3 separate regions of the Mus musculus genome follow, and all the other regions are linked to region 1. A link is a loop called in an ENCODE intact Hi-C map of the cell type or tissue named here. Cell type or tissue: left cerebral cortex. All regions are shown on one strand. Each heading gives the region's core, and the rest is flanking DNA. Links, peaks and the distances in the headings are about the cores only.

Region 1 (6,143 bases), core at 649-5,648:
ACAGTCCAACAAAGGAACAAGTGTTCCCAACCAACATCAGAGTTAGATCCCCAAAGTCTACACTTGAGATGATGCTGGATCTCCTCTCATCCACTATTTCCCCCACATGAACTTCTACCATCCTCTACTTTCATGGGGAAGTGAAGGGGTGAATCTAGATATTCTTCACACAGAGCATGATATTGGGACATATAACCTCTGACATTTAAAATCACTGGTTCACATGGGATTGAACTTTCAGTGATAAGAGTTTCATGGGAGAAAATGTGTCCCGAATCCGTAAGAGGTAAGAGAGTAATTAAATTCAAAGAAGTCAGGCAGGAAATCTGCTCACAGAGCAGCCTGTCCCTAGCTACAACTCATAAAGCAGGGATAGCATCTTGCCAGGTAAGATGTTCCTCTAATTTTGACATGGAGCCAGAATTCAGAAGCCTACAAACAAATTTTCATTAGCATAAGTTGGCACACAAAACACAAGGAGTCCTCATAGCAAGACAGAGAGTTTCAAGGCTTCAGATAAAAAAAAAAAAAAAAAAAAAAAGCAGAAGAAAACAGAAAACAGACTGCCTCAGCTAGCTTTCTTATACAGGCAGGACTGCCTAGGGAGAGTACTGCCCACAGTGGGCTGAGCACTTCCACCTCAACCGCCAAGAAAGACAAGCTTTTACAGACATGGCCACGGGCCAATCTAATCTGGGAAATTCCCAGGTCACAGCTCCCTCTTCTCAGGTTGAAAGGAGGTTGTATCACATTGACAATAAAAACTAACACAGTTACATGTTGCCCATAATAAACAGTGACTTACAGAAACTGAAATTTTGAGTTTTACTGCTACAAGGGTGCAATTAGTCAACTTTACAAAGATGAATGAACAAACAGCTCATTAAAATTTAAGTCTTTCTTAGCAAGTAAAAAAGATAAACAATACTCAGTTCTCTGGGGCGCTGTGTTATTTTCCCTATCTCTACGTCGCTGCATCAATGTTGCCATTCTCGCTCCTACTCCATGAATAAGAAACCGGACCATTCGGTTTAGGATCCCTCATAACAAGAGTTCTATATATGTCATGAATAACAATAAAATTATCATCTCTAAGGCCAGAATTGATACTAGCCTGTGGCACCTGAATCTGGTACAAGGTAGATGCAAAGGCATCGCTCCTGACCCTTCCACATCACTATCTCCCAAAGGACTGGAGCGTCCAAAGCGCTCATTGCCACATCACAAATTAAAGTATCAGGTTTAAAGAACTCACAGGTTCCACCATTAGGTCAGTGTTTCATGAACGGATCCCGGCACAGAAATCCATCCGGATGCGACACACATGCTTTAAGGCTCCAACTAATTGTTCTTTTAATTTAAGAAATAAACACAGTTATTTTTAAAATCTAGATATATTATGTAATGAGATTGACTTTGGAAAACCCCACACTCATCCAAGCAACTCATAAAATGGAAAGCAAGATTCAATCCGCTCCATTGTATCCAACCAGACCAACGTGCAAGATCACACACTCATCTTCGTCAGAGCGGCTCTGCCAATACCGAAGAACAACAAAGGCAAGTTGGAGAGGCTGCACAGGCTTAACTCAGCGCTTGTCCGCTCTTCCCTGCTTCGCAAAGATCCTATATGAGGGGCCCTCCTGGGACAAGGGGACCTTCCGCACCCCGCTGGGCCCCGGCTGCTCCGCTTTTGTCTGGCCCAGGCTGGGGGCACCGGCCGCCCGGCCTGCCTCCCCGACAACCCCTTCTTCCCTCTGAATCTTTCTCCACACCCATCACTCGCCGATGATTAGTTGTAGTGAGGTTTTCTCTCCTGGAGCCCCTTCCCGCTCAGTGTAATCTCGGTTCCTTTCAAAGAGATCCCGGGGCTGCTTTGGCGTCTCCCAAGCCGGCCAGGGGAGACTCCGGGTCAGGAAGGGGCCCCGGGGTGGGGTCTGAAAGAGACAGTCACACAAAGCCAGGCTTGACCCCACAGTCGCCCCACCTCCCCTCTGCAAAGCAGCCTACAATCAGAACTGAAGCCGGAGGCCGCGCGTCCTGGGTCCTCACCCAGATCCCATCCCAGGGCCGCCCCCTCCCCCAAAAGTGCACCCCAGAGCGGCTGACAGCACTGGACACCGTCCCCACCCGGACCCTGCGCCCGCCGCCGCTCGGAAAAGAAGCAGGGCCCTCCAGTGGACTCCATTCTGAGCATTCTTCGTCTTAAACCCGGTACTTACAGTTCTATTATTCACTACTGTTGCGGCTGCGGACCGGACAGCCACCGCCTTCTCCTCCACCCCAATGAGGTTAAGCGCTTGGTGCGGGGATTAAAAAAAAAAAAAAAAAAAATGAAAAACCAAAATGCGCCTGCGCAGAGAGGTCTCCCTGTGTCCTCTTACCGCCACCGGCCGGGCTGAACCATAGAGACTGTAATCTCAGCCCAGAGAGGTGGCTTCCTCTCTATGGTAACGCCCAGCGCTGGGGCCCGCATGAAGTTTCAGGTCCCGCCGCCTTTGCCTTTGACCCGAATGGCGACCCGTAGCATAAAGGTGCTTTAATAAAAAAAGGTGACCAAGGAGAATTTAAGGAATGTTTAGAGCCTTTAAAGGAGAGGAAGCAAAACTCGAGCAAGACTAGGAGAAGGCTGTGCGATAAAAGAGCTAGAGAGGAGTCAGGAGCGCTTCCAGCCGGAACTTCCTTTGATTGTCGAGGTGTTTGATACTTGAATTAAACAATCTTTCACTTCTGGGTTACGGGTGCCCGCTATTTACCGGGCGACTTCAGTGAAAGAAATTGGCCCCCGCGACTTCCCGTAGCTGACAGCGCGTTGGGCTTGTCCTGAATATGCGTACAAGCGCTGCTACCGGAAGCCCAGGTTTTAAACCGTTCTTCGCGCTTTAGCGAGCCAGGGCGCGAGGTGGAGGCTGCTGAGATTGGTGTGAGAGTGTGCCAGTTTCTTTTCTAAGTTCCTTCACAACAACGTCGCCTCGCGTCCCGCGTGGCCTTCAGGTTATATCTGAGGTTTTTGGGCTATGCAGATTGCAGCGCTACTTTCAAGGAGCCTAAGGACGCCCTGTTTTGTCCTTCTACGCCCGTGTGCTACCCAACAGTTTGGATTTGAGAGCTTTTGTGTTGCAGTTGTACACTGGTGAAAATCACTTTTAAAGTGTCGGATTGGCTTCCTCTGTCAAGACTGGGTGTTTATGGGGACTCTTTTGTGCGGGAATGTGTATGTATTGGGAGATGTGTGATAACGCCGTCAGATCTTCCGGACTTGGAAAGGCAAGCCAAAACAATAAAGCCAATCACAGACCTGTGTGGTGCAGAAAAGGTATAGGATTCACATGCAGGACGGGACTCGTGATTGAATATAGAAAAAGTAACATCTTTAAGATGTAAATGCAAGCAAGTTTACTAACCGTGGGTGGAAAACCCTGAAGCGCGTTCTAGAAAGAAATACCGCCGGGTCAAGGGCCGAGCGGAAGTGGGTGGTATGCTGGGAGAACAATGTGTGGAGAGTAGTCAACTGGAAAGGAAAAGAGAAACCCAAGAAAAGTTTGATAAGTTCAATGGGAAGGAATTTGTGCATATTAACAAAAGAAACGTTGTAGCTGGTTTTTATTGTACAGTTCAGTGCACTTACATTGTTAAGTAGCCACTCTTCTGCTTTCTTTTTGTCATACAAAAAATGCACCTGTTAATTTGTAATTCCTCTTTACCTTTAGCTCTGATTACCACCATTCTGCTTTCTATGGATTAAAATACTGAGAGTATTTTGAAAGTGGAGTCATATAGTCTTGGTCTTTTTATTTTTTTTAAGATTTATTTATTCATTATATGTAAGTACACTGTAGCTGTCTCAGACACACCAAAATAGGGCATCAGGTCTCATTATGGATGGTTGTGAGCCACCATGTGGTTGCTAGGAATTGAACTCAGGACCTCTGGAAGAGCAGTCAGTGCTCTTAACCGCTGAACCATCTCTCCAGCCCAGTCTTGGTGTTTTTATAACTGGTTCATTTCACATAGTCTAATAGACTCCAGAGCTGTCAGTGCATGTTGTAGCATGTGTCCAGAGTGCCCTCTTTAAAGCTGAATAATGTGTCAGTACATGCATTCACCACCCTGGCTACTTTCGTCATTTGCTATTCTACACAATGTTGTGAACATGGATATCGGTCTGTCTTTAGGATTCTACTTTTAGGGACACAGGAGATGACTCAAGATGACTGAATAAAGGCACAAGCTGACAAGCCTGGTTACCTGAATTCTGTTCTCCACAATGGAAGGGGAGAACAAGTTATCTGCTCACTTCCACATGGCCATTATGGCCCATAAGCTCAATAAATACTCAACACAAACATAAATAATGAACAAATGAGTGAATGATTTTTTTAAAAGGTCACGTTTAATAGAAAAGTTGGAAACAAAATGAAGATAGCCACACTTGATTCATATTGTTACTCATACCTTTACTAGAGATGGTTACATAGTAAAAAAGAAAAAGAAAAAAAAAAAGAATGTTTGGTATTGTTTGCAAAGCAGTGGAGGAATAGGACCTCACTTGCTAATCAACTGCTCTAAGAGGGAACTAACCTCCCCCTGAACTCCAAGAACTATTTTAAAAAGTGACTCACCCAGAAGTCAGAAAGCTAAATGTACTCTTCATTTATACAGAGCAGTTATGTAGGAACAGACCTATACCAGGTATTGTGCTCAGTGATGAAATTATCAAAGTTCTGTGTTACGTATAGGTTGAGGGGAGGCCCAACAACCGTGCATCCCACAAGTGGTCAGAAAAGTACAGTGCCTTAAGAACTGGCAGCTCACTGCTGAGAACAAGAAGATTGAAAGAAAACACCTGGACACAAAAGAGTGAGGTTTATTCAAGGTGGGGATACTGTGCTGGGCATCAATCAGGGCCTTGTGCATGCTGTGCAAATGCTTATTGCCAGGCTATGAACCACAGACTCAACAAAAGCTAAGTAACAAGGAGGGCCCAAGGCGGGTGATTGATCTCACTGAGAAGAGGAAATGGACTAGACATTGGTGGGGTTGATGGAAGGAGGGAACTGGGTTAAAAGCTTAGAATTAGCAAACTGACACCAAAACGTTCACTGTCATAATGGTTTGGGGACTTTTTTGGTTTAGTTTTTCACTGTACATTTGCCTGGTTTATGGTTCATAGCATGGTTATCCTGTACTTTATGACTAATATCCACTTATGATTATGTACATACTGATACATTATTCTCCACCAGTGAAATGAGCCAATTCAAGCCAAGTTAGAATATATAAGGGCAGGTTTATTGGGAAACCACTCTCAGACAGGTTCACTGGTCCCAAAGAACAAGGCCAGGGAAGTCACTGTGGGGAAGGAGAGAGGGGACGAGAGAGAAAGCCTGTGCATGCAGGGAGAAAGAAAATGTGGGAGAAGTGGGGTAGCAGAGGGCAGGGTATGCCAGACATGCCATGGAACAGGTAGGGACTGAGGGATACTAGGAGAAGCTGGAGGCCAGGAACACTTTGGTATGTTAATACACACCTCATTTCCTTGTCGCAAGTCTGAGTCCAAACACATACCATGTTTGTCTTTCAGGGTTACCTGACTTAAGATGATCTTTTCCATTTGCCTACAAATTTCATGATGTCACTGTTTTAATGGCTGAGTAATACTCCATTGTATAAATGTACCATATTTTCCTTATCAGTTCAGTCAAGGAACATCTAGGCTGTTTACAGTTTCTGGCTATTACGAATAAAACTGCCATGAACGTAGTTGAGCAAGTGTCCTTATGACATGGTGGGACATCTTTTGGGTATATGCCCAGAAGCGGTATGGCTGGGTCTTGAGGTAGAACTATTCCAAATTTTCTGAGAAAATTTGATTTCCAAAGTGGCTGTACAGTCTGCCAGCAGTGGAGGAGTGTTCCCCTTGCTCCACATCCACGCCAGCATGAGCTGTTGCTTGAGTTTTTGATCTTAGCCATTCTGACAGGTGTAAGATGGAATCTGAGAGTTGTTTTAATTTGCATTTCCCTGATGACTAAGGATGTTGAAATTTTCTGTAAGTGCTTCTCAGCCATTAGAGATTCTTCTGTCAAGAATTCTCTGTTTAGATATGTACACCATTTTCTGATTGGGTTATTTGGTTTGTT
Region 2 (6,143 bases), core at 699-5,698, 71 kb before region 1:
TTTAGCCAAGGGGCTAGAAATGTGATTCAAATTTTAGAGTGCTTCCCCAGACACATGGTGGCCTATGCCAGTAATCTCAGCTGTTAAGGGGTGGAGGCAGGAGGATCAGGAGTTCAGGAAGTACTCGGTTATAAAAGGAGTCTAAGATAGAAGTGCTACATGAGACCCTACCTTTTATGTAAGGAAGGAAAGAAAGAAGGAAGGGGAGAAGAGAGGGAGGGAAAGAGAAGGAAGGGAGGGAGTTAGGGGCGGGCAAGCTCTAGTTAAGCAGAGTTACAGGTGTACCCCAGACTTACGCATTGAGTGTTGCAATAAGGCAGAGGCAGATGCCCTCTCTTGTGCGGAAGTTCTTGTGTTTGAAGCCTCCGAGCATTCTGTCCCACACATACTGTAGGCGACAAGGGACAGGTGAGAGGGAAAGGATTCTGCAACTCTTCACAGTAAGACAGGAGTCATCAAAACAAGAGCTCTTGGCAGGAACCAAACTGGTCCCATACCCACCCACCCCCAGGCTCCTCTCATAATCACATTGACATTAGACAAGGTACAACTTTATTAAACACACCCAGTTAAAGTGTGAAAAGCATATGTACTTATGTAACATCACTGGGTTCTCCCAACTGCCCTAAAGAGGTATAACCGCCCCATTTTATGACTGAGAATAGTTCAGCCCAAAGCATAGTGGGTACACACACTGCTTTCTGTCTCCTCACTGAGGCTCACTCCAGGACTTGTTTTATCTCCCTGGGGAAACTGCTGTTGGCTGCCCCAGCTGCAACCCCTAACAATGGTCAGTGTGACCCTAAAAGACAGGGCTGGATCCATCCATTCTAGCAAGCCCAGCTAACTATCATATAGGAAGCACAGCCCTAGCCAGGCCTACTGGCTCCTCCGATACCACTAGCTGCCTCTTTCCAGAAAAATGGAGAGCCAGTCATGTAAATAAGCTAAAGGGCCTAATAGAGTAATCAAACAGTCAACACTCCAACTCACTAATTTATTCAAATGAAACAGTCTATTAGTTATGTATTTAGATCTCTCATATGAGGAAGGGCTGTGGGACATAAGAATGGTCATCTCTGTACTAGCTGGTTTTATGTCAAGTTGACACAAGCTAGAGTCATTAGAGAGGAAGGAGCCTCAATGAGGGAACATCTTCATGAAATCCAGTTCTAAGGCATTTTCTCAATTAGAGATCAATGGGGGAGGACCCCGGCATATTGAGGGTGGTGCCATCCTTGGGCTGGTAGTCCTGGGTTCTATAAGAAAGCAAGCCATGGGAAGCAAGGCAGTATGAAGTACCCCTCCATTCCCTCCGCATCAGCTCCTGCCTCCAGGGTTCCTGCCCTGCTTGAGTTCCTGTCCTGACTTCCTTCAATGATGAACAGTGCTGTGGAAGCATAAACTACTGAACAAAGCCTTTCCTCCCCAACTAGCCTTCTGCTCGGTGTTTGTTGAAGCAATAGAGACTAAAACAACCTCTAACCCATTAGCTTAAGAGAAACTAAGCCCAGAGAGTCGCACACACGGTTTGTGAAGACAGTCCCACTTCGCTTGGCCTACCTGGGGATTAGCAGCTTGATCCATGATCTTTAGCAGCAGGGTTTGGTCTTGCTCCCTCACGGAGTCTTTAGCATCTCCCAGTCTGTCTATTAGACTTGGCAACACTGGAAACCAAAATGGAAATGGAGTAAATGAGAATACATCTTGAGATCTGAGGTCACCCGCCGCTCATCTGCAGTTTGCTGGCCTAAGGTAGCTATTCCAAAGCTAGGGATGGGTGAGGACTGTGTCTATAATCTCTGCACTCGGGTCGTGGAGGAAGGAGAATCAGGAGTTCAAGGTCATCCTTTGCAGGCAATGTTGAAGACCAGCCAGTGGCACCCAGTGTGGGAGGGAGAGAGGGACCTTACGGTAGGAGGGCTCCCACAGCCCCAAAGTCCCCTGCAGCTGGGAGAGTGAGCCATTCTCATCAGGGGGTATGCATAAGGACTCACCTTATAAACATCCCTCAGCTACGCTTCTGCATGCAACCCTAGTGAGACTCGGTAGGTCATGGGAGGGGAAAGACAGGAATGTAGAAGGAGCTAAGTGGAGAAAGAAGGTATCAAGCAGGAGTGAGAGGGAAATAGAGGCAACTGTAAGAGTGGAGGTGTGGTTGAAATACACTGTAGGGAATGCCATGCTTGAAATGACATATGCAATGGAAACATTAAGCAACAGACCAGCATGCTTCAGTGGCATTGGGTACATTTTACTTATAGCATACAAAAGACACACAGCACACCCACACACTGAAGCATGGGCCAGCCCACCCATGTCTATTCCAACCCCGTTAGGCCTCTGGTGAGAATCCATGAGTCCTGAGCTAATGTAGGGGGGAAATGGAAAATGGTTCAAACATCAGATTCCTAACAGTAAGTTTCAGGATCCCACCATCCTTCTCAGTGAGCGCACTGACTGCAAAGCTACAGAAAAAGAAAAGGACAGACAGACACTGGTAATGAACACTAGTGGAGAATTCCAGCTGACACTGTGGCTCAGTGGTTATTGCTTGCTGGCATACAGAGGACATAGATTCTATTCACCCACTGCGCACACAAAAGGGAATCAAGAAAAGAGAATAGAGAAATTTGCTACTGAAACAGTTGTATAAACAGAATTGCTTAGTGTTTACATCGCCACCATGAAACACACTGATTTAGAGACATCTAAACGGTGGAAAAATCCAACTGGCTCCTTTTTTGTAGGACTTTTCAAAGAAAACTGAGTCTCCGAGGAGGTTGAGAGGACAATGCGTACTGGCTGGCATCAAGCTGATGTCTAAACTGGCATAAAAATCCTCAATTGGCAATATTATAATAATTCGGGTTTAGAGGGGAAGGTACCAGTTTAGGGGCGGTGAGGCCACGATGTGGGGTGAGTCCAGGGTGGGACGGAAGGATGAGAGCCTGCTATGCTAGCTAAGGCTCACCTGTGCCGATTTGCGCCTTGAACCGGTCCTGCAGCCTAGTCACCAGTGCCGACAGGATGTCCATGCCCAAGAGAACCACCTGCAACGCAAAGAAGCACAGCGTCAGCGGTGCAGTGGGATGGCGCTGACATAGCTGGTCCCCGCGGGCGCCCAGCGACTGGGAAGACTGAGCTGGCTGGTCAGGAAAGGGTACTCGGCACGGAAAAACCCGCTACCGTTTGGAAGAAAAACTCGCCGAAGCGGAACTCCACTGAAGCAGCACGACCTAGAGGAGCCTACTGCGGCCCCGCCCTCTCCTTGAGTTGCGTATGCAAATTTACCAGGTCGCACCCTCCCCCCAAATTGCTAACTCTAAGCCTCCCTCCGGCCCCGCCCAGAAAGGCGTGTATGCAAATTTTCAGACTTGTGACGCGCGGCCTTCTGGGTAAAGACAAGCAGGCTTCAGAAAGCCCCTTGGGAGTTTCAGAAAAACAGAAAGGGTATTCGACGTGGGAAGCAGCAGTCGAAGAAAATACTGTACACCGGGCAGGTTGGGGTAGGCCTCCTGCGGTGGTCACCGCAACCAAACCCGGACTTAGAGCTTTCTGGCTGCCGGGCGCGCGTGGTTGCAAGCAACCATCCTTTTCTTGGGGTTGCGCTACTGTCCAATGAACGCGTAGTGAGGGCAGTACTGCTAACGCCTGACAACACACCTGCATCGGTTAGAGCTCTGCTTTACCTTGGTGCAATTTTTGGAAAAAACCACAAAACCTCTCTTCCTTACCTAAACATTTAAAGATTAAAGTAGCCGCGTGTGTACTGTTGCCCTCCTCGCAGTTCCTTTATTGTATGCTAGAGGGCAGCCGGACAGTAATTACTGGAGACCAGCTTTCTCACCGCTGCCCTAAGACTGTGATACACTAAGAAGCGCTCCCTTTGGAAAATGTTGTAATACAGATAAAGGGTTCCGTATTTGGGTTTTCATCCAGCTTACAAGTAAATCTATATACTAATTCAAACACCAAGCCAGCACTGGGAGGAATTAGATACTTGAAAGTGTATAATTCTTTTGAGGCGCAGAGTCTATGTAGCCCTTAGCATGTAGCCCCTGCTGGCCTCAAACTTGTAGCTCCCGACTGCTAAAATTAAAGGCATGTACCACTTCCCGGGGCCCTTTTTTCTCCCAACTTTTAAAATAGTTCTATTTATGAGCATTTTCTTTAAAACAAAGCAAAAAAAAAAAAAAAAAAAAAACCAAAAAAACAAAAACAAACAAAGGTCTTACTTTTGAGCCACAGGATTTAAGTTTCCTTAGTTTGGCTTCCTTCCAAAGAGCACAGTAGGAATGGGAGGTAATTTTACAGTACAGAAACCTGACAAACTATTACCTCAGCCAGGTGACCAAGGTCAGCTTAAACAATGCTAAGTCATGCTGGTGATGTAAGCTTGGTATAATATAATGCACACTTCACCTCTGTCACAGTCTCTTTAAAGCCCACAAGCTGTGAGTAATCTCAAGGAAAATATGAGGGAAACTCAAACACCTGCCCAGTGCGTCGCTGTCAGGGCCAAAACCAAGGATACCGAGAAACTGCCACAGTGAAGACAAATTTTTTATAGTTTCTTAATTTGCCTGGGAAAAGGAAAATGACTTTTTCCAGATATTGTTTTGTTTTGTTTTGAAAGAACCAAATAATAAACAAACCAACTTAAGAGCCAAAGAATGGGCTCCATTGAAAGTTCAGTGTACATAGAGCAAGAGAAATTAAACAGGAAAGCTCCAAGTGCAGCCCAAGGAAGCAAAGGGTTAGAGACCCCCAAAGCGCAGGTGCACAGCAGAGACAGATGCTCTGACAGACAGAGCAGTGGTAAAAAGCAACAGCTGACAATCACTATAGGCTACTACAAAGGAAAAGGGAGGGAGGGAGGGAGGGAGAGAGCAAGGGAGGCAGGGAGTGACAGCACAAAGAAATAGGAACTGCACACTGCTGTTGGAGATGCAAAATGAAAATCAGTGTGCAAAATGTCTTCAGAAAATTAAATAGAACTGAACTGTATGATCCAGCAATTCTGCTCTGGATGTGAACACACGGAGGTAAAGCAGGCTCAAGGGCTCTGCGTGCTCATGTCCGTGGCAGCAATTCTACAGTAAGTATGGAAACGCTCGCTCAACACATGGTCTTATCGCTCCAGTCCTCTAGCCTTCCTATCTACAACTGTGCTTTCACAGTTTTAGCTATCACAGCAAACAACAGTCCCAAAGTAACACATGAAAATTCCTGAAGTAAACAACTTATTGAATTTAAATTGTGTGCTATTCTGAAAGCACAGTACACGATCACACTCTACTGCTCAGTCCCACTCAGAAATGAGAACCATCCCTCTGGCATCCGGCATCCAGGCAGTATACGCTGCCCTCCACGAATCACTTGGCAGTCACACTGCAGCTCTGCTGGGAGACAGAGTGAGCTTACTTGCAAATGTTCCCAAAGCACAAGAGTGACACTGACAATCTGGGCATGCCAAAGAGAAAGTATTGGGACTACAGGGTGTAGCTCCACACCTGGCTTCCTCTTCAGCAAGGGCTTCACAGCCTCGTGAATATGTGCAGAAACACAAATAGTAAGACATTCAGCACAAGGTGGTGGGCTCCCTCCTACTGACTACAAACCGGAAGGCAGTGCCACTAGCTCACATGCAAATTGATAGCAGACAGCGGAATCCATCAACAGCCAGGAAAGGAAAGAGATCCTGCCACAGCGAGCACTGGAGCAGTGGCCACAGTGCTATTGTTACATAGCCGCCCTTGGGTCACTCCAGTATCTACAGGGAATAAAACGAGAGTGCCTCCTGTCACACACCAGACACAACCAGTACATCTTCAAAAGCAGCTCCACGATCCTGGGATAGGAGAAAATCCGGGCCAGATAAACAAACTTCACAGGACCAGACTGAAGAGCTGGACCACACTGGATGAGCTCTCTCATTCCTAAGGCCCTTTGGAAGAAACAACACACTCCAAATCCATACGGAGACTCAGCATAGCCATGATGTTTACAAGCCTTCTGACTACACCAAGGCCATTCAGTGCTGCACTACCACCACACTCACAGACCTGGCCTGCTCACCTCTCTCCAGGTAGCTTCAGACCTTGGACAAGTCATAACACCTCCGAGGCAACACCAAATAA
Region 3 (6,143 bases), core at 588-5,587, 93 kb before region 1:
TAAAATAAAACAGATCTTTTTTTGAAGCTAAAGAAAACTGGTATACTTGTCACAGCACTAAATTTGTTTCACGTAAGGCCTATCTTCTTTCTAAAATGGTATCTCTTACTTCCCATTGGTGTCCATGCCTTGTTTTATGAAATGGTTATGATGGATAAGCTGCATTTCTGTCTCCCTCACTCACATAGTCTTGGTGGCTTAAGTTTCCACTCTACAGTAATAGCATTCAAAGCAGGAATCAGCCTCTGTGCATGGCACACAGAACCCTGGTCATCTTCTCCACATGCTCTCCTCCAATAATAAGTCGCTGCTACAGCAAACTCATCGTTTGCATGTCACAATGCTTTAGCAGCATCCTACCCCACCCCCAAACCTCCTCAGCAAACATCTGACAGAACATCGCATCAGAACATCCTCCAGTGACGGGGTGCCAGTGCTTGACCTCGTTATTCTCCTCTGGGTGCTCATATTTCAAGCAGAAGGCACCACAGCTAGCTCCAATACCTGTTGTAATGTCCTTTTCAATGCTTTCATTTTTGAGTTATTCCCTGCAGCGGCTCCTGAGCACGGCACAGTTTCAGAATCATAGGAGCAAACATGACTCCATAACAACAGCAGTGGACTAGGAAGCACGAGGACATGCCAGATAGAGGAAAAACGCATCTCAGACAGCAGTGTGGAGTTTCCTTCCCTGTGTCCTGACACTGACCCAACTACAGAAAACCTGACACCTCAGTCCTTCTCTTCAGGGGCTGCCTACTGAGGATAACAAAACAAAAAGAACAAACAAAGTTTAGGAATGTGCTCTGAGAATACCAAACAGTAACTAACAGCTGTTGCTGTCATGGGCATACTGTCAACCTATCTTTTATCAGCCACAGACTGACAGATATTCAGACACGCCCCTGCCCAGAAATGGCCTCAAATCCGTTTGCTATCACACTTGCAGCTTAAACTGCATCTCAGTCACAGAAGGCAGGTAGTTTGAATTTAGTCCATTTGAAAGGAGCCTCCAAGCAGATGTGTGATCTTTGTGCTAAATTCAGGTTTAGCAAGGGCTCCTTCCAGGCTTCCAACCATTGACTTCCAGACTATTTTGCCCTGGTGTTTAGAAAATAGTCCGCAAATACAACAACTTAAGGCAAATGCTATTATCTTCATCAGCAACATGTTTTCAAACCCTCAAATGAAAGGCTCTTTGGAACATGAATTATTTAACATTCCTACCCAGGTATTGATTTCCTAAACAGCTTAAACAGTCAGTAGCCCTGACAAGAGGCATTGCAAGGTATGGAATTTACCATTGCTTTAACCCAGTAAATTATCAACAGGAAAATACGAACAGAGATACAGAATCTTCTAATAGGATTATTTTCAGTCAAGATAAAACTTCTGTTGGGTTTCAGCTATACTAGGCTTAGTTGAAGGAGCCATCATGCCAGCAAGATGGCTTAGTGGGTAAAGTCACTTGCTGCCAAGCCTGATGAATGGACTTCAGACTTAGGACCATATGGTGAAAGAAGAGAACCCACTCCCCTAAGTCAACCTCTGGCCTCACGTGTATACCCACCCCCCCACCCCCCCCCCCCACACACACAGAATAGCACAAGAAAATGCAAACAAGATAGACATACATGCCCTTTAGGATCCTTACAATATTAGCACAGTGCCAAAGTACTTGAGAGGAGCCCAGTTCCCCAGAGTGGAAGAGAAATGAACACAGGTCGCTGTGAGCAGTTGCACTTTGAGTCATTTCTGCTTCAGCTGAAGGGTCTGTCTGGAAATGTCCTTCAGAGACAACAGATTAGGTCTGCTGGGATCGTGACCCCCTAGGACAGCAGGCCAGTCAACAGGTTGCTCCATCAGCCACACTCAGTGGTCAACACAGACCTAATCTCTGTGGAGCCTCCCCATCCTCTCAGCACTCCCTAAGCCTGGGCAAATCCTCCAGGGGAAGCGAGGCCAGGCAGCAGGACAGTGTGCGAGCAAGTGCCGGGTGGCCTCACTCCTCAGCTTTCGTCACTTTACAGAATCCCCCTTCCCACACAGGGACTGGAAGGCAGTGACAGCATACTGCTACTGTGGTTTCCTTCTAGCAGCAGCTGGAGAAACGCAGACATTCCCAGCCTTTCTGAAGACAGCTTAAGCACATCAACAAATGCTTTAGATAAGAAAAACAGATTTATCCCCAGAACATAAAGGAGCACAGAAAAGCTAAAAGTACACAAAAGACCCACTGAGGACTGACTTCTGGTCACCTCTGCTTCTGTGTGTCCTTCCTCCTTGTCTTTTAAGGTCATCAACTTTACTCATCTGCAGGCCTTATCATCTCCCCTGCCTCCCTGTAAATAACATTCACGGCAACCATTTCTTTACTTTCTACCCATGGGTGTAAGCTAACAACACGATTATAAAATGTCCTGTTTATGTGACGTACCAATACATCAGTAATAATTACACTTTCCAAAACACAGGGCTTACCTTTGCCAGTGGTCATGTTGTCAGGGATCCGGCACCAGATAAAAATGCCCTTCTCACAGCAGCTTAGGCATCAGCAGACTCTCCTCCCACACCTTCTGCAGGAGAAGCCCTGTGACAACTGCCACCTCATTCCAAAATAAGAGCCTAGACTCTCGCCCTGAGTTTTTCACAACGGCCAGGGAGGGGACTGCCTCTGTCTGTCTTCACTCACAGATTATAATAAGAGTCTTTACAGCTTATTCATTTTGCAAACCAAAATTCTCAGTTCAAATTTCTCAGTTCCCTTAAGAAACTCCCTTTCCCTAACTACGATACACCTTCAAACAAGAAGCAACCTCAGTCTCACATGGACATGACGCCGGCAGTCCCTGCTGCTTACTCTACTGCACTGCAGAGAGGCAATCTTTTCTAGGCTATATGGAGAGGGCTTCTCAGCACAGCTCAACACATTTGCCAGCCTGGTAGCACAAGGCCCGCCTATTTGTGAGTTTGGAAACACTTTCCTAAGACTCTGAACTCTCCAAGCCTGTGAGATGCACAGCCTAGTAAACAAGCAAGGACAGAATGGGACCATTATCCACCTGAGCCACTTATCCAGCAACACTGCCTTTAAAGCTGTGTGAGTGGATAATGGAGGGTTGGCCACTTAATAAAGGCTCGCCTTTAAATGAATGCTTTGTCCTGGCCGCGCCTGGCAACATTCCAGACCTTACCTAACTTGCTCATTGAGCTCATCGGTGGTTTGTTTCCAGGCTTACAGGGAGCTCTAACTTCCAAGAAGTTAAATTAGGTAACATTTTGCAAGTTATTTTCAACAGTAAAAAATGTAAGGAAGGCTGTATTTTGCAGCAAAATGATAGGCGATGTATATTCGTGTGTGTAACAGATGATAAGAGTTATATAATTATCAGTTAACTGAGTGTGTGACTTTCTCTCTAATATTCTGTTCTTTCCTTTAGCTACAGACTATAGCATTTCCAAAGATTTAATCAATATGATGCAGTCTAGATTTCCTCATTAACATATTCGCTTTTCTTAGGAAACAACAACACATAAATTTTCTAACCAAATTATGTCCAGGGCCTCGTGTCAATCAAACACAACTCAAGACTGTTTAATGGCTATGGATAAAGGACACTGACTAGTCCCTAATTAATGCTCTTTCACTCTGAGAGTCTAATTTGCCTGGAAGCACAGCACATCTGCTTGATTTAAAAAAAAAGTACACAGAAAATAATTTGCTTTTTGAAAACCATGGAAGGAAACACTGTAATTTGTGTTTCAAGGGGTTTGCTAATTATATGGAAGGGGAAAAGAAAAAAAATACATCTATACAACAACAACATATTTTTAATGCTCATATTTTTTTGCCAGACAAAACTGAGTCTTTGGGTAGCTTAGCAACAAGGAAGCATTGCGTGGAGATGAAGCACCCACTTCAGACAGAAAGCACATTCTACATGGCTACTTGGCTATGTCTTTATTGCTAATTTCAGTCACAATCGTATTATACTCACAAAGGAATGAATATAATTTTAAGTATGTCAAGACATATAACCCAAGACGAGCCTTATCTATTCCTTAAAGCTATTACCCTTAACACTAGTAGGTCTATAAAAATGTGCTTATGAAAATTATTTTCAGTACCTGTACCTTAAGAAAACAAAGAACAAAAGCCATGAGAGTAGGGGGGCAGGACAGGAAGCTGAGCCAACAGGGCCAGCAGAGAAGGGTAAGTAAGAGAGGTAATGGGGAATGATCACATGTACCAGATACATGTATGAAATCGTCCGGAAGTTAAACAGTTAATCTTTACAAAACAAGTTTATCCAAGTTAGTGCTAATCTAGCGCTTCAATTTCTGGCTGAAACTAGTGTCATTGTTCACAAGTAACAAAAGTAAACATGAATGTCATCAAAAATTACAAATTTTATATACTAACACATAAAGGAGAGAGGACAACCTGCACAATGGGAGGGTGTCCTGCAAATTATTTATATGCTAGGAGTCTTATTGTCCATGAGTCTAAAAATAATTCATATGGTTCAGTCATGAAGACTTAAGATAGCACAATTTAAAAATGAGCAAAGGCCTCGGCGGTGGTGGTGCACATCTTTGATCCAAGCACTTGGGTGGCAAAGGCAGGTGGATCTCTGTGAGTTTGGGGACAGTCTGGTCTGCAGAATAAATTCTGCAGGGCTACAGTGAAACCCTGTCTTGAAAAGTGATAGGTAGGTAGGTAGGTAGGTAGGTGTTAAAAGGATCAGTGGGACGGTTCAGGGGGTGAAGGCGCCTGCTGCCAAGACTGACAACTTAAGATCAAGCCCTGGAACTCACATGGTGGGAGGGAGAACTGACTCCAGAAAGTTACCATCTGACCTCTTATCTGAATGCCACGGCCGGTATATATTCAAATAAATGTGCTTTAAAAGTTAAATGTGGCAGACTGCTTGGAGTATTAGGTGCACCAATGTGTCTAGTGATGCCAGCACCAGTCTGACTGCCACATTACCACTGCCAGAGAGCTGACACTACCATGTAGAAAACACGTTTAGAGTGATGAGCCAGGGTCACCTTACATCAGGGGCTGTCAGAGAGGAGACTGCGCAATAACAGTCCCACAGAAGCAAGCACCCAACAAGCTACTGATTCCAGCACAGTGACTCACTTGTTTGAGATAAGGCAAACGCTGGCTGTGCGGTGACTGCAATGACAGCTGGCAGCAGATCCCAGGTAGAGGGCAAACATAAAGCAGCTAATTGGAAATACAAATAGCTACTGTGTCATTCCTGTGGACAGGCTGTGCAAAAGAATTGCTAGTTGTCTTAGTTTGGGTTTCCAGTGCTGTGAGCAGACACCATGACCTAGGCAACTCTTAAAAAGGACAACAATGAATTGGGGCTGGCTTATAGGTTCAGGGGTTCAGTGCATTATCATCATGGCAGGAAGCATGGCAACATCCAGGCAGATGTGGCACTGGAGGAGGTGAGAGTTCTACATCTTGTTCCGATGGCAAACAGGAGAATACTGTTTTCCAGGCAGCTAGGAGGAGGGTCTCAAAGCCCACTCGTAAGTGACACACTTCCTCCAACAAGGCCACAGCTAATAGTGCCATTCCCTGGCCCCAGCATATTCAAAACCGCACTAGTATTTCTGATATATATACCAAGAATGCGGAAATGAGGCCGCTTGGTTGTTGTACAACAGTAATTGGTATAAAGAACAAGGTCTTAGGGTGTACAAGTATGACCCTGTAGGTTACCACTGGGCATCTAAAGCCAATGCAGCAAAGGCGGTTAAACAGAGTCCACCAGCTTCTTTGCAAAACACAAATGAAGCGATCCGGCACTGCATTACACACCTGTCTACTATCCTGTCAAATGACTTCAAAGCATTAGAAACAGAAGCTGGAGTAATAACATAAAATCCTCCATTCTGCATTCTTCCAGAAGTAGAGCCTGATATCTGGTGGCTTTAGCGGAGAAAGACAAACACTGTCATTAGTGTACTGAGTCCACGGTGCTCCCTATAACACTACAGAGGCCCCTGGGTGAAAAGGGAACCTCTCCTTCTCCTCCTAAAACTAGAGACATTAAAGCCCCATATAAATAAAACAGTGCTTTGGGGGAAAAATGTCAATGCATATTCCAATAATTTGAAAT

The links. Peaks named below come from ENCODE experiments on the same cell type or tissue, not always from the same donor. Only the 100,000 strongest peaks of a DNase experiment are listed, where the experiment ranks them.
Region 2: it touches region 1 in a loop (8-fold over the local background); 26 of 42 quality-filtered maps call a loop at or near these places.
Region 3: a loop joins it to region 1, with 7 times the contacts of the local background. A loop is called at or near these places in 4 of 42 quality-filtered maps.

What each region holds. Positions count from the first base shown.
Region 1 is chr1:118,385,601-118,391,743 of GRCm38, reverse strand. Clasp1 (CLIP associating protein 1) reads right to left here and starts at 2,686. Exons shown (of 43, transcript NM_001359328.1): 1 at 2,223-2,686. In left cerebral cortex, for the core only: a CTCF peak has its summit at 2,868; DNase peaks (open chromatin) are centred at 1,798, 2,476, 2,748, 3,365 and 1 more place; H3K4me3 peaks cover 3,077 bases; H3K27ac peaks cover 2,387 bases.
Region 2 is chr1:118,456,711-118,462,853 of GRCm38, reverse strand. It overlaps Clasp1 (CLIP associating protein 1), which reads right to left. Exons shown (of 43, transcript NM_001359328.1): 3 at 2,975-3,053; 4 at 1,564-1,667; 5 at 297-388. 2900060B14Rik (RIKEN cDNA 2900060B14 gene) reads left to right here and starts at 3,589. Exons shown (of 1, transcript NR_027901.1): 1 at 3,589-4,185. In left cerebral cortex, for the core only: a CTCF peak has its summit at 3,801; DNase peaks (open chromatin) are centred at 3,327, 3,700 and 5,365; H3K4me3 peaks cover 1,501 bases; H3K27ac peaks cover 1,775 bases.
Region 3 is chr1:118,478,431-118,484,573 of GRCm38, reverse strand. All of the region lies in intron 8 of Clasp1 (CLIP associating protein 1), which reads right to left. Among named protein-coding and RNA genes, the nearest start is that of 2900060B14Rik, 22 kb to the right of the region's middle. In left cerebral cortex, for the core only: a CTCF peak has its summit at 2,844; DNase peaks (open chromatin) are centred at 3,145, 3,890, 4,683, 5,140 and 3 more places; H3K4me3 peaks cover 1,889 bases; H3K27ac peaks cover 2,210 bases.